3 separate regions of the Homo sapiens genome follow, and all the other regions are linked to region 1. A link is a contact called in ENCODE Hi-C or POLR2A ChIA-PET data. All regions are on one chromosome and are shown on one strand. The core of a region is the stretch at or near the end of the contact, and the rest is flanking DNA. Distances in the headings are between cores, read along the strand shown. Region 1 holds the start of OR4K2 (olfactory receptor family 4 subfamily K member 2). Region 2 holds the start of OR4N2 (olfactory receptor family 4 subfamily N member 2). Region 3 holds the start of OR4M1 (olfactory receptor family 4 subfamily M member 1).

The links. A loop is a pair of places that touch in the nucleus more often than their neighbours do. ChIA-PET counts read pairs that join two places held with the same protein, here RNA polymerase II (POLR2A). Pooled maps may share reads with other maps.
Region 2: a loop to region 1 is called in a map of dorsolateral prefrontal cortex, with 2.9 times the contacts of the local background. The contact joins the promoter of OR4N2 here to the promoter of OR4K2 in region 1. A Hi-C loop is called at or near these places in 2 of 168 maps with a recorded cell type or tissue (K562 and dorsolateral prefrontal cortex) and 2 of 50 pooled maps. POLR2A ChIA-PET finds 5 or more read pairs at or near these places in 1 of 52 experiments (OCI-LY7).
Region 3: a map of chondrocyte shows a loop between it and region 1 (2.1-fold over the local background). The contact joins the promoter of OR4M1 here to the promoter of OR4K2 in region 1. A Hi-C loop is called at or near these places in 1 of 168 maps with a recorded cell type or tissue (chondrocyte).

Annotation. Positions count from the first base shown.
Region 1 is chr14:19,872,311-19,876,944 of GRCh38, forward strand. It overlaps OR4K2 (olfactory receptor family 4 subfamily K member 2), which reads left to right and starts at 2,832. Exons shown (of 2, transcript NM_001005501.2): 1 at 2,832-3,824; 2 at 3,935-4,634. The coding sequence starts at 3,958.
Region 2 is chr14:19,801,894-19,806,172 of GRCh38, forward strand. OR4N2 (olfactory receptor family 4 subfamily N member 2) reads left to right here and starts at 1,877. Exons shown (of 2, transcript NM_001004723.3): 1 at 1,877-1,951.
Region 3 is chr14:19,771,828-19,776,301 of GRCh38, forward strand. It overlaps OR4M1 (olfactory receptor family 4 subfamily M member 1), which reads left to right and starts at 1,677. Exons shown (of 2, transcript NM_001005500.2): 1 at 1,677-1,766.

The DNA of each region.
Region 1 (4,634 bases), core at 1,582-4,081:
ATACCTATTTATATATATATACACATATATATACCTATTTATATATATATACACATATATATACCTATTTATATATATATACACATATATATACCTATTTATATATATATACACATATATATACCTATTTATATATATATACACATATATATACCTATTTATATATATATATACACATATATATACCTATTTATATATATATACACATATATATACCTATTTATATATATATATACACATATATATACCTATTTATATATATATACACATATATATACCTATTTATATATATATACACATATATATACCTATTTATATATATATACACATATATATACCTATTTATATATATATACACATATATATACCTATTTTTATATATATACACATATATATACCTATTTATATATATATATATATATATATATTTACCTCTAAGGAGAGGGAGATGATAGGGGACAATAGGATTGACATGTTGGAATGTCAGGGATAAAATCAAAACATCTCTGATTTTATCTACATTGTTAGTTTTGACTTAGGTTAAGAAATAGAGTTCAACTTAGAAAGCAGAGCTACCATGCACTGTAGGATAAGGCATTTACCATAGGAATTAGACCTTAAACAATTCTGGAAGGACTTAGGAAAGCAAAGACATGAAACAGGGAGCTGCAGAATCAGAGGCAGCAATAGCCAGTCAATCGAGAAACCAAGCCCATCTAGCCAATGAAGTAGAGGTCATGAAAGGAGCAAAATTTAGAAAATTTTGCTGGTAGAAAAATTTTTGTTCAGTTGCTGCTTCTGAGGATCTGCAGGCAGGCAGCCTGAGGCTTCTGTTGATCCTCCAATTCAGAAGTTGGGAAAAAGGTGGACGCAGAGTGAAGTGGCTGAGAACAAAACAAGCTAGAAGCTGTTGGCACCTCTGCATCTGTATAGCCACAAAGATCAGAGAGTAATGGCTGGTGCTTTGGGCTGCTTTTCAAATTCCAAACACATTTATTTTTAGACAACTCCAATACGGAAAGACGTGTAGAAAAGAATTCTGGGAACTGTAGTTCTCAGCTTAACCACTTTGACAATAGAAAGATGTAAGGTGCCACTCTCCGGTCTGTAGGAAAGACTCATGCACTTGCATTATTTACCTGGGAGCTCCGCTGGTACTGGAACTTTCAGAACGGATTTCCTAACATATCTTGTGCCTCACCTGGAGTGTATCAGATGGCTAGGGTCTGGCTGGTACTCCATATTTACATATAATATCTCATCATTCTGTATTCCTCCCGTGTGTGTGTGTGTGTGTGTGTGTGTGTGTGTGCGCGCGCGCGCGCGCGCACATGTGTGTCTATCTCTCAATGTTTCTTTGTATTTATTCTATTTATCCTAAGACCCTGATGAGTTAAAAAATAAAATATATAAACAGTGCTGGAGTCACGCATTGACTTTTAAAACTTCTGCTCATGTGTGGCATATGATACTTCTAGTCACATTACATTGAACAAAGTCATGTATCCAAGGTTCTGGTAGATAAAGTGAGGGTTATACTCCTTCCACAGCATGTGAAGGTCCCTGAAGGGATGAGCCATATACAAAAAGGTAATCAATTTTGATTTTCTAAAATTCAGTCGGCTGGGTATGGTGGCTCACTGTTCATCCCAGCACTTTGCGAGGTGGAGGTGGGCTGATCACTTGAGGTCAGGAGTTCGAGACCAGCCTGGCCAACACGGTGAAACCCCGCCTCTACTGAAAATATAATTAGCAGGGCATGGTGGCACATGCCTGTAATCTCAGCTACTCTGGAGGCTGAGACAGGAGAATCGCTTCAACCAGGTGGCGGAGGTTGCTGTGAGCCAAGATTGTACCATTGCACTCCTGGCTGGGTGACAAGAGTGAAACTCTGTCTGAAAAAAAAAAAAAATTCAGTCTACTACATAGACTGCACAGGAGAATAATCATATTATTAGTATTCAATAAATAAAAATATTCATAATGACAGTTACTTGGATGTCTCATTTAATTAATTACAATCACATTCACATTTCTGGTAACTTAGTCAAAATTATCTCCTTATATCCATTTCATTAAATGATCTGTATTAAATTTCTCCCTTCTCCAAACTATCTAAATAAATGCTTACATAATACTGCTTTCAAATAATCATAATTCTGCCCCTGACATTAAAATGACCCGTTATCTTTTATATCAAGTTAAATTTTTAGAAAGGCAGTCTTGCTCTTCTAAACTGCTAACTAAATATCCTGTTTCATGGCAAATAAGCTGCACTGTTTTCCTTCCCCGTGCATTTTTTTTCTTCTGCCAATTAATATTTTAGTTTTCATTCTAAGTCAAGTTCATGACATGTCTCCTGCAAGAACACTTGCTTGATTGATTCTGCACATTACCAGTTTTGTTTGTTTGTTTGTTTTTGTTTTTAACTAAAGTCTAGTTCATCCATGGTCTCTGAGAATTGACTGAACATGAGGTTTATTTGGTGGTATTTTTCACCAATTGTTTTATTTATAGGTGTTTAATATTTCCAAATAACTGTAAATTACTTGAAGCAGAGATGAATGTTTGGATTTTGTTCTCCGTTGCTTCTAATATAGCATTAGAGAACCAAGAGTGCTTATTAGAATTAGTTGATTTGATATTTCCTGCTGCTTTTTGAAATTAGGACTTTCCCAACTTCTAGTCCCTGACTCTCTCAGGTCCAGGTGAAAACAATCTTTGTAAATTCCCATAAGATTCTTGAAATATCTTTCCTTTGTCAACTCAATAATGCCATCTTTGTTGTTTAATAAATCCCATTGCAAGGTGATTTCTTGTTCAATTCCCATGTCCCTACAACATCCATTTTATCCACAGCTGATACACAACTAATGATTCAACTAGGTCATTTATTTATATTTTAAATTGCCTTCGATGCTCTGTCAGAAGCCTACTTAACACTGAATAATCTAAAGCCCTGGTTCTTCTATAGATCTGATAAGTAAAAGTGTTTTACAAATGAGTTCTACTGAAATATTTTAAATGTTTGCCCTTCCCACTCCCATTTCCTAATCCCTATTCCATGAAGCTTAGGTCAATACAACAGTTTACATATGTTAACATTTACAGAAGAAGAATTCAAACAGAGGTGAAATGAAAGAGACTGATCTTTGAGCACTTTCCCATGAAAATGTTGTTATATATCCTTTGTGATATAAAATTTTAAATCATAGAATTATAAATATTTATAAGGAACACAGTCATATTTTAATTAAAAAGAAAGGACCAAAAGAAGTTAAATGCCTTTCCTTTGTCTGTATGACTGTATTGTAATAAATTAGTCTCTCTGGATGAATATCAGCAAAACTAACTTTCTATGTATTTCTTTTGAGTTTCAAACAGGAAACTTTATCTGGGAATACTTTAACAGTTCATCTCTGGAAATTTACAAGAGCTCTACAACTGTCCATCGAAACTTCACTATAATGTGCTTAAGAGCCCTTATATGTGATATAATTTTTATATGTTTTCATCAGTAAGGATATCTTTATGGACAAATTCCAAATGACTAAACATGTATGTGTATGTGTGTTTCACACATTGTCAGCATAAAGTAAGTTCTTACTGTTATCGTTAGACTTACACAGATGAATAGATGGACAAATAGGTAGGTATGTCTGTTCAGAATGATATTATCTTGGTTGGATTGCCATTAGTATCAGAAAAGAAAGTGTTCTTTTCAATACCTATGATTTAAGGAACATTTTGCTATAAGCTCTAATATTTCATAATTTCCATTCAAAACAATATACCAAATGAGAAGGATGGAAAGAATAGTCAAGGTAAGTTTTATGAGAAGATAAAATTTCTGAAAGTAGATAATTGGAAATGAATCTTTTGCTTCTATTGAATCTGACTTTCCTTTTTTTTTTTTTTTTTTTTCGTGATACAGGCTTCTGCCTATGAATCAAGACAATGGATGTGGGCAATAAGTCTACCATGTCTGAATTTGTTTTGCTGGGGCTCTCTAATTCCTGGGAACTACAGATGTTTTTCTTTATGGTGTTTTCATTGCTTTATGTGGCAACAATGGTGGGTAACAGCCTCATAGTCATCACAGTTATAGTGGACCCTCACCTACACTCTCCTATGTATTTCCTGCTTACCAATCTTTCAATCATTGATATGTCTCTTGCTTCTTTCGCCACCCCAAAGATGATTACAGATTACCTAACAGGTCACAAAACCATCTCTTTTGATGGCTGCCTTACCCAGATATTCTTTCTCCACCTTTTCACTGGAACTGAGATCATCTTACTCATGGCCATGTCCTTTGATAGGTATATTGCAATATGCAAGCCCCTGCACTATGCTTCTGTCATTAGTCCCCAGGTGTGTGTTGCTCTCGTGGTGGCTTCCTGGATTATGGGAGTTATGCATTCAATGAGTCAGGTCATATTTGCCCTCACGTTACCATTCTGTGGTCCCTATGAGGTAGACAGCTTTTTCTGTGACCTTCCTGTGGTGTTCCAGTTGGCTTGTGTGGATACTTATGTTCTGGGCCTCTTTATGATCTCAACAAGTGGCATAATTGCGTTGTCCTGTTTTATTGTTTTATTTAATTCATATGTTATTGTCCTGGTTACTGTGAA
Region 2 (4,279 bases), core at 627-3,126, 71 kb before region 1:
TATACATGTGCAGATTTGTTATATAGGTAAAATTGCTTGTCACAGGGGTTTGGTGAACAGATTTATCACCCAGGTAATAAGCATAGTACCTGATAGTCAGTTTTCTGACCCTCACCCTTTTGCCACCATCCAATCTCAACTATGCCCAAGTATTTGTTGTTCCCTTCTTTGTGTTTATGTGTATTCAACGTTTATCTCCAATTTATAAGTAAGAACATGTAGTATTTAGTTATTTGTTCCTATGTTAGTTCACTCAGGAAAATAGCCTCCAGCTCCATGCATGTTGCTGCAAAAGATATGATCTCATTCTTTTTTATGACTGCATAGTATTCCATAGTATACTTGTACCACATTTTCTTTATCAAGTTCACCATTGATGGGCATCTACGTTGATTCCATGACATTGCTATTGTGAATATGCCTGTGATGAACATACTTGTGCATATGTTTTTATGGCACAATGATTTATATTCCTTTGGGTATATACCCAATAATGGGATTGCTGGGTTGAATGCTACTTTGGTTTTAAGTACTTTGTGAAATCGCCACACTGCTTTCCATAATGGCTGAACCAATTTTTATTCCCACCAGCAATGCATAAGCATTCCCTTTTCTCTGCAACCTCGCCAGCATGATCTATTATTTTTTGACTTTTTAACAATAGCCCATCTGACTGGTGTGAGATGGTATCTCATTGTGGTTTTGATGTGCATTTCTCTAATGATTAGTGATGTTTAGCATTTTTTTCATATGCTTCTTGGCAAAGTGTATGTCTTATTTTATTTTATTTTTTTTGAGATGGAGTTTCACTCTTGTCACCCAGGCTGGAGTGCAGTGGTGTGATCTCGGCTCACTGCAACCTCCACCTCCTAGGTTCAAGAGATTCTCCTGCCTCAGCCTCCCCAGTAGCTGGGATTACAGGCACCTGCCACCATGCCTGGCTAATTTTTGTATTTTTAGTAGAGACGGGGTTTCGCCATGTTGGCCAAGCTGGTCTCAAACTCCTGACCTCAGGTGATCCACCCGCCTTGGCTTCCCAAAGTGCTGGGATTACAGGCGTGAGCTACTGTGCCCAGCCTTGACAACTTTTTTTTTTTTTTTTTTTGATGGAGTCTCGCTCTGTCACCAGGCTGGAGGGCAGTGGTGCGGCCTCGGCTCACTGCAACTTTTGCCTCCTGGGTTCAAGCAATTCTCCTGCCTCAGCGTCCCGAGTAGCTGGGACTACAGGCATGCATTTGCAAATATTTTATCCTATTCTATAGGTTGTCTGTTTACCCTGTTGATAGTTTATTTTGCTGTGCAGAAGCTTTTTAGGTTAATTAGTTCACATTTATTAATTTTTGCTTTTGTCATCTTTGTCATGAAATCTTTGTCAGGGGCGATGCTGAGAATGGAATTTCCTAGGTTATCTTCCAGGGTTTTTATAGTTTTGGGTTTCACATTTAAGTCTTTAATCCATGTTGGATTTATTTTCATATATGGTATAAGGGAGGGGTTCAGTTTCCATTTTTTGCATATGGCTGTCTAGTTATCTCAGCACCATTTATTGAATAGGGAGTGCTTTTCCCATTGCTTGTTTTTGTCAGCCTTGTTGAAGATTAGACGGTTTTTGTTTTTAGTTCTGCTTATGTGGTGAATCACATTTACTAATTTGCATATGTTGAACCAACCTTGTGTTCCAAGTATAAAGCCTACTTGATTGTGGTGGATTAGAGTTTTAATGTGCTGCTGGATTCAGTTTGCTAGTATTTTCTTTTTTTTGCTAGTTTTCTTTTTTTGTTGTATCTCTGCCAGGTTTTAGTATCAGAATGATGTTGGCCTCATAGAATAAATTAGGGAGGAGTCCTTCCTCCTCAAATTTTCAGAATAGTTTCAGAGGAAAGGTACTAGCTCTTCTTTATGCATCTGGTAGAACTCAGCTGTGAATTCCTGTGATCCTGGGCTTTTTCTGGTTGGTAGGCTTTTTATTACTAACACAATCTTGGAACTTGTTATTAGTCTGTTCAGGGTTTCAATTTCTTCCTAGTTCAATCTTAGGAGGTTGTATGTTTCTAATAATTTATTAATTTCTTCTAGTTTGTGTGCATAGAGTTGTTCATAGTAGTCTCTGAGGGTTTTTAAAAAATATTTCTTTGGGGTTGGTGGTAATGTTCCCTTTGTCATTTCTGACTGTGTTTATTTTTCTCTCTTCTCTTTTTTGCTTTATTAGTCTAGCCAATGCTCTATCAATCTGATGTGTTATTCTGAAGAAACAAAACCTGGATTTGTTAATCTTTTGTATGGGTTTTTGCATCTCAATTTCTTTCAGTTCAGCTCTGATTTCAGTTGTTTCCTTTATCTTGCTAGCTTTGGGACTGATTTGCTTTTGTTTCTCTAGTTTCTCTCGGTGTGATGTTAGGATGTTAATTTGAAATCTTTCCAATCTTCTGATGTAGTTTTTTCTTTAGTGATATAAACTTACCTCTTAATACTGCTTTATATGTGCCCCAGGGATTTTGATATGTAGTATGTTTGTTCTCATTAGTTTCAAAGAATTTCTTGACTTCTGCCTGAATTTCGTTGTTTACCCAAAAGTCATTCAGGAGAAGGTTGGTTAATTTTCACATATGCTTTTGATGTATTTTATTGTATTGATTTCAATGTTTATTGCATTGTAATCTGAGAAAGTGTGGTTTGTATGATTTTGGATTTTTTGAATTTGCTGAAAATTGTTTTATGATCGATTGTGTGGCTGATTTTAGAGTATGTGCCATATGCAGATGAGAAGAATGTATATTCTAATGTTCTTGGGTGGAGAGTACTGTAGATGTCTGTTAGGACCATTTTGTCAAATGTCGAGCTCAGTCCCGAATCTCTTTGTTCATTTTCTATCTCAATGCTCTAATACTGTCAGTGGGGTGTTGAAGTCTCCCAGTAGTATTGTGTGGTTATTAAAGTCTCTTCAAAGGTCTCTAAGAACTTCCTTTATAAGTCTGGGTACTTCTGTGTTGGATGTATATATTCTTAGGATTGTTAGTTCTTCTTGTTGAGTTTAACCCTTTACCTTCATGTAATACCCTTCTTTGTCTTTTTCGATTATTATTGGTTTATAGTCTATTTTGTCTGGAATTAGAATCAGACCATTTGCTTTTTTCTGTTTTCTTTTTGCTTGGTCTATTTTTTCTCCATCCCTTTATTTTGAGCCCCTGGATGTCATTGCATGTGAGATGGGTCTCTTGTAGAGAGAATACAGTTGGGTCTTGCTTCTTTATCCGACTTGCCACTCTATGCCTTTTAATTGAAGCATTTAACTCATTTACATTCAAGGTCATTCAAGGTTAGATTGTGTGTTTCCCAGCAATGATTCCTTACCCATAATAAATTACTGAAATGACAGACATAGAATTCAGGATCTGGATGTCATGGAAGCTCATTGAGATTCAGGACAAATTTGAAATCCAATCCATGGAATCCAGCAAAATGACAGAAGAGCTGAAAGACAAAATAACCACTTTAAGAAAGAACCAAAGTGAAACTCTAGAGTTAAAAATTCACTAGAAGAACTTCATAATACAGTTGGAAATATTAACAGCAAAATAGACCAAGCTAAGGAAAATATCTCTGAGCTCAAAGACCGGTTCTTTGAATTAACACTGTGAGACAAAAATAAAGCAAAAACAATTTTAAAAGTGAACAAAACTTCTGAGAAAGATTACATAAAGAGACCAAATCTACAACTCATTACCATTACTGAGAGAGAAGGACAGAGAATAAACAACTCGGAAAATAAATTCGAATATATAGTCCATGAAAATCTTCCTAATCTTGCTAGAGAGGATGATATGCAAATCCAAGAAATAGAGAGAACCCTGGCTAGATATCGTACGAGATGTACAAGGCACATAATCTTCAGATTCACCACAGTTAATGCAAAAGAAAAGGGATCTAGAAAGAAAGGTCAGGTTATGTACGAAGGGAACCCCATCAGGCTAGCAGCAGAACTTTCAGCAGAACCTTTATAAGCCAGAAAAAATTGGGGGCCTATTTTTAGTATTCTTAAAGAAAATAAATTCCAACCAAGAATTTCATATCCCACCCAAACTTAGCTTCATAAGTGAAGGAAAAATAAAATCCTTCTCAGAAAATAAAATGCCAAGGTAATACATTTCAACTTAGCTAGCCTTACAACAGGTCCTTAAGGGAGTGCTAAACATGTGAACAAAAGAACAGCATCTGCTGCCACAAAAACACGCTTAAGCACATAGCCCATAGACACTATGAAGCACTACACAGTCAAGTC
Region 3 (4,474 bases), core at 427-2,926, 100 kb before region 1:
TCAAAGAATCCTGTGTCACATCCATGAGGGCTGTTGAGGTCCTTGGTATAGAAGGCTACTGGAATTCTGCTCAGATCAGGCTACTGGGGACTGCATTGATTTCTACCACATGACTGATACTGATAGACCTCATCATTTCTCTTTGTTACCAGCAGTTTACAGATTTCTCAGCTATGTTGGTCTCCCTAGCAATCTGGGATGGGTGAAACTTAAGCTGGTTGTTTGGGCAATGCTCCAGTAGGCTGGGTAAGAGAAAAGTTCCCCTTTCTCTGCAAGGGGAACTTGCAAGCTGAGCAGTGACCTCTCCATACTGAGCACTGCCAGCCTGAAGGAGATGAAGCAGGCAAAATGAAACTGTTTTTTCTACCATTTTTTGTTGTTATTCTTGAAGTTTTTCTGTCTGCTCTATTGTTTTAACTCCTTAAGTAGATTCCTGATCTCTGCTAGTTATTTTCATTTGTGGATATTTTCCCAATTGTTGTTCCTTGTAGGAGGAATAAAGACTGAGATGACCTACTCTGCCATTTTAGCTGATGTCTAACACATTTTCTTTGTTCATCTGTCTATGGACTTTTAAGCTGTTTCCGTATCTTGGCTTTTGTGTATATGCTGCAGTAAACATGGGTGTGAAGGTATCTCTTTGAGGTTCTGATTTCAATTCTTTTGGACATATTCCTAAAATTGGGATTGCTGAAACGTATAATAATTCTGTTTTTAATGTTTTGAGGAACTGACACATTATTTTTCATAGTGACTGCACCATTTTCTGTTTCCACCGACAGTGTATAGGAGTTTCAATTCCCTAAATTCTAGCCAACATTTCTTTTGTTTTTTGATAATAGCCATGCTAATAGGCATGAGGCAATATCTCATTGGTGTTTGGATATGCATTTCCTTGACAACTAGTGATGCTGAACATATTTGCTGTTGGCCATTTGTATATTTCCTTTAGAGAAATGTCTTCAAGTTTTTCACCCACTTTGAAATTGCATTATTATCATTATTATTTTTGCCATAGTATGACTGATTTTTAAGTGCTTCTTATATAATGGAGTTATTTAAATTTATTTTTTCTGTTTATTATTTGCCTGTTAAATTTGTCTTTATTTTCTAGTGATTTTAAATTGTTTTAATTTCTAACATTTTCCCTATATATGTGTTTGCCATTGATAAGTTTTAAATTTCATTATCAAATATGCTATAACTCTTTTTGTATTGTTTTTCCTTCATAGGGGCAGGATATACTTAAAAGTTTTTATTTATTCCAAAATAATTTAAATAGTCTCTCTATATTTCTAGTAATTAAAAAAATTACTCCTTTGCAATTTATGTTAAGTATAAGTTATAAAATATAATTCTTTTTAAAAATCTGGTTAACCAGTTGTTCCAGCACAACTTATTGTGTCCTCTGGGACAATAGAATTGAAAATGCACATTTTCCACCCCTAATCCTGGGAAATTCGCCATTTTTCTTACTTCTTCTGTGAAACTCAAAAGTTGTGTTTCTATGCTCTTTGGATGAAGTGCAAATCAACTTTTAAATTATCCCCTCAAGGCTTATGTTCCTACCTGGCTTCCCCTGGCCTCCAGAGGATTGATTTTTGTAGTTACAACCCATGCTGCTAGTTAGTTTACTGTTACATCAGGGCAGAAACTGATGGATACCAACATGTAGAGGATAAAGTCCTCCACTGTGGGTGGTGGAAGAGGCTTCTTCTACCTCCTCCCCATAGTTCCTGAAGGCACCAAGACTGTCACAGTAATTGGTAGGTGGAAAGTTGTTATAACCTTTACATAAACTATCCTATTTTTGAGACAGTAGGATAGATATAATGATGGGAATAACTATGTAAAATGCTCAGAGACCAGTGGTTAGAAACAGAAAGCAGCATGTAAGGAAATGTCTTAGGGAACTGTGATGATAGTGTAGAGCAGGTCATAGCTGTAGAGTGGGTGGACAAATTGTTTCTTCTCGGCCTTGATCTCAATAATTAAAGCATTTTAAAGTCAGGATTGAACAGGGCATTGAAGAGACAGCTTGGTCATTTTATACTCATAGGATGAATCATTTGTAAATAAGCTCAGAGAAGGCTGTTTTGATTTATGGGTCTTCAGAGCATGACAGATTGTTAAAATAAACTTCCAAAATTTTGAATCCCTTTACTCCTGAAAGAAAGTCAGGAAAACCCCAAGATCTTTAGTTACTTCTTCTTATAGTTCTTCAAGATGATCTCTGTGAAGAGGATGGGAAAGGTGAGGCTTGAAATATTTCATTTCAAAGGGATTAGTGTTAGTAGTAGTAAAAGCTTTGAAAATAAATAGAAAAGCAAAAAAGAAACTTAAAAGCAAAGAGACTCTTACTTGAAATAAATGTGGGTGAAATATGTATTTTAACAAAAAGGATTCCAAAAAGCAAAATTAGGAATTATGTAACAGGGTAGGGAAAGACTAAATGAATTAATAAAAACAATTAGATGTTGTGGTGTTTAATTTTTGTCAAAGTCTATTGATTTATTTATTCAATAAAAAATCCATGTAATCATCCCATCCATCCATCCATCTATCCATTTAACAAACACATATTGAAGACCATAGTATGCTAGGAACTACTTTAGGCAGTAGATATATAAATGAGACATACTCCATGACCTCAAGGAGCTCAGAGTTTCTGTTATATTTTGCAAAATACAAACTGAAAAATTACAATGTAATGAGTTAAAATTTGTACTGGAGGTGTAAACAGAGTACTATTATGGGAGCCATAGAAATGTGACATTTTTATGGAACTTATATATACAAAACTCATACAAAATTTCAGGCATTTTAGAAAACAAGCTTCTGAGAATAGATGAAGGATTTAAAAATAGGGATACATCAACAATGTAACAGGACTGTGGGTCTGGGAAAAATGTGGGGACCATTATATGCATTAATCACTACAATACCTATGAAGTAGGTACTGTTATTATTTCCATTGCACTGATGAGGCACATTGAGGCAGAGGTATGTGAGTTGCCCAGGATTACATAGCTAGTAAGTGTTCAGCTGTGGTTAGAATGAAGGCACTGAGAAATAAAATAAAAATGAAACCCTTAGCTCCCCAACCTACGGAATGGACCCTCTCTTGGCCAAGGGCACCCCAGAGTAACCTTAAAAGCTGAGTTTTCATCCATGACAAGATGGGCGGTCAGAGGTGCCTTCTTACATCCCCGCCCTCGCTTAACTGCCATTAGACTTTCCTACCTAAGTGCTAAATAGAAACCAGCTCTTTTGAAAGACTCCACTGCTGATATCAACCAACCACTGAAGCTGTCCCTCTTTTTTTGTGGTTTTAACACGGCAATTAACCAGCATTGCTTCCTGATAAGAGACCAACTATATGCTACTCATGAAGGGGCATGAAGCACAATTGTGCATGTGCACGGTTGTCCTTTCATAAATATTCATGACTCCTCCTATAGCTTATTGAGCATATGTATTTGGCCACCTCACTCAGTATATATTCCTTCTGACACTGTCTCGAAATATTTGTTTGTGGCTCCTGGCCAGAGGCTATATTTCCCAGCCTGTCATAATAGCCACCCTGCAGGCTGCAACTCTATGAGAAATAAAGGTCCTCCTTTCCAAATTTATGAACCTCATCATTCTTCAGTTGACAGCACTAACACCCCATATCTAAGTATATTAAAAGAGAAATAAGCAGCAAATATATATATAATATAATATATATTATAATATATAAATATGTAATATATGTAAATATATAATTATAATATATAAGTATATATAATTTATATTATATATAAAATATATTTTAATATACTTCAATATATTCAAGTAAATTAAAAGAATATATTAAATATATATTAGTTGTATATAAAATATTTTAATATACTTTAATAATATATTAATGTATATTACTATATATTAATTTTAATATACTTTAATAACATATTAAAGTATATTATTAAATATAATATAATAATAATAATAAAGTATATTAAAAGAGAAATAAGCAGCAAATGATCTTCAAGATAGTATAATATTGAGATCAGCCCTTCTCTGATCCTAATGGTTTCTTCTTGCCTAGTTTACTGTGGGCAACGATGCACACAGAAAATCAATGTAATAACTACATCATGATATTTTCTGCTACTGGTTTATTTATGACACTCGAGGTCCCTGGGTTTCCTATACCCGTCTATATGGTGAAGATGCTTCTGTATACTCCTTCCTCACCATCCCACAGAATAAGTGAGCTCAATATCCTAAAAATAGGAAAATTAATTCGCATTATTTCTAAGAAGTGTTGTATATATCCACAATGGTGATTACATCACTGTTTCTCCCTATTGCTACCCAAATCATTCTTAATTTACCTTTCTGAGAATTTTACTCTTCATAGGATTTTAGAGGTAGAACATTTCTTAAAACTCTAGTTAAAAATCCCTCCTTTTGCTATGAAGAAACTGTC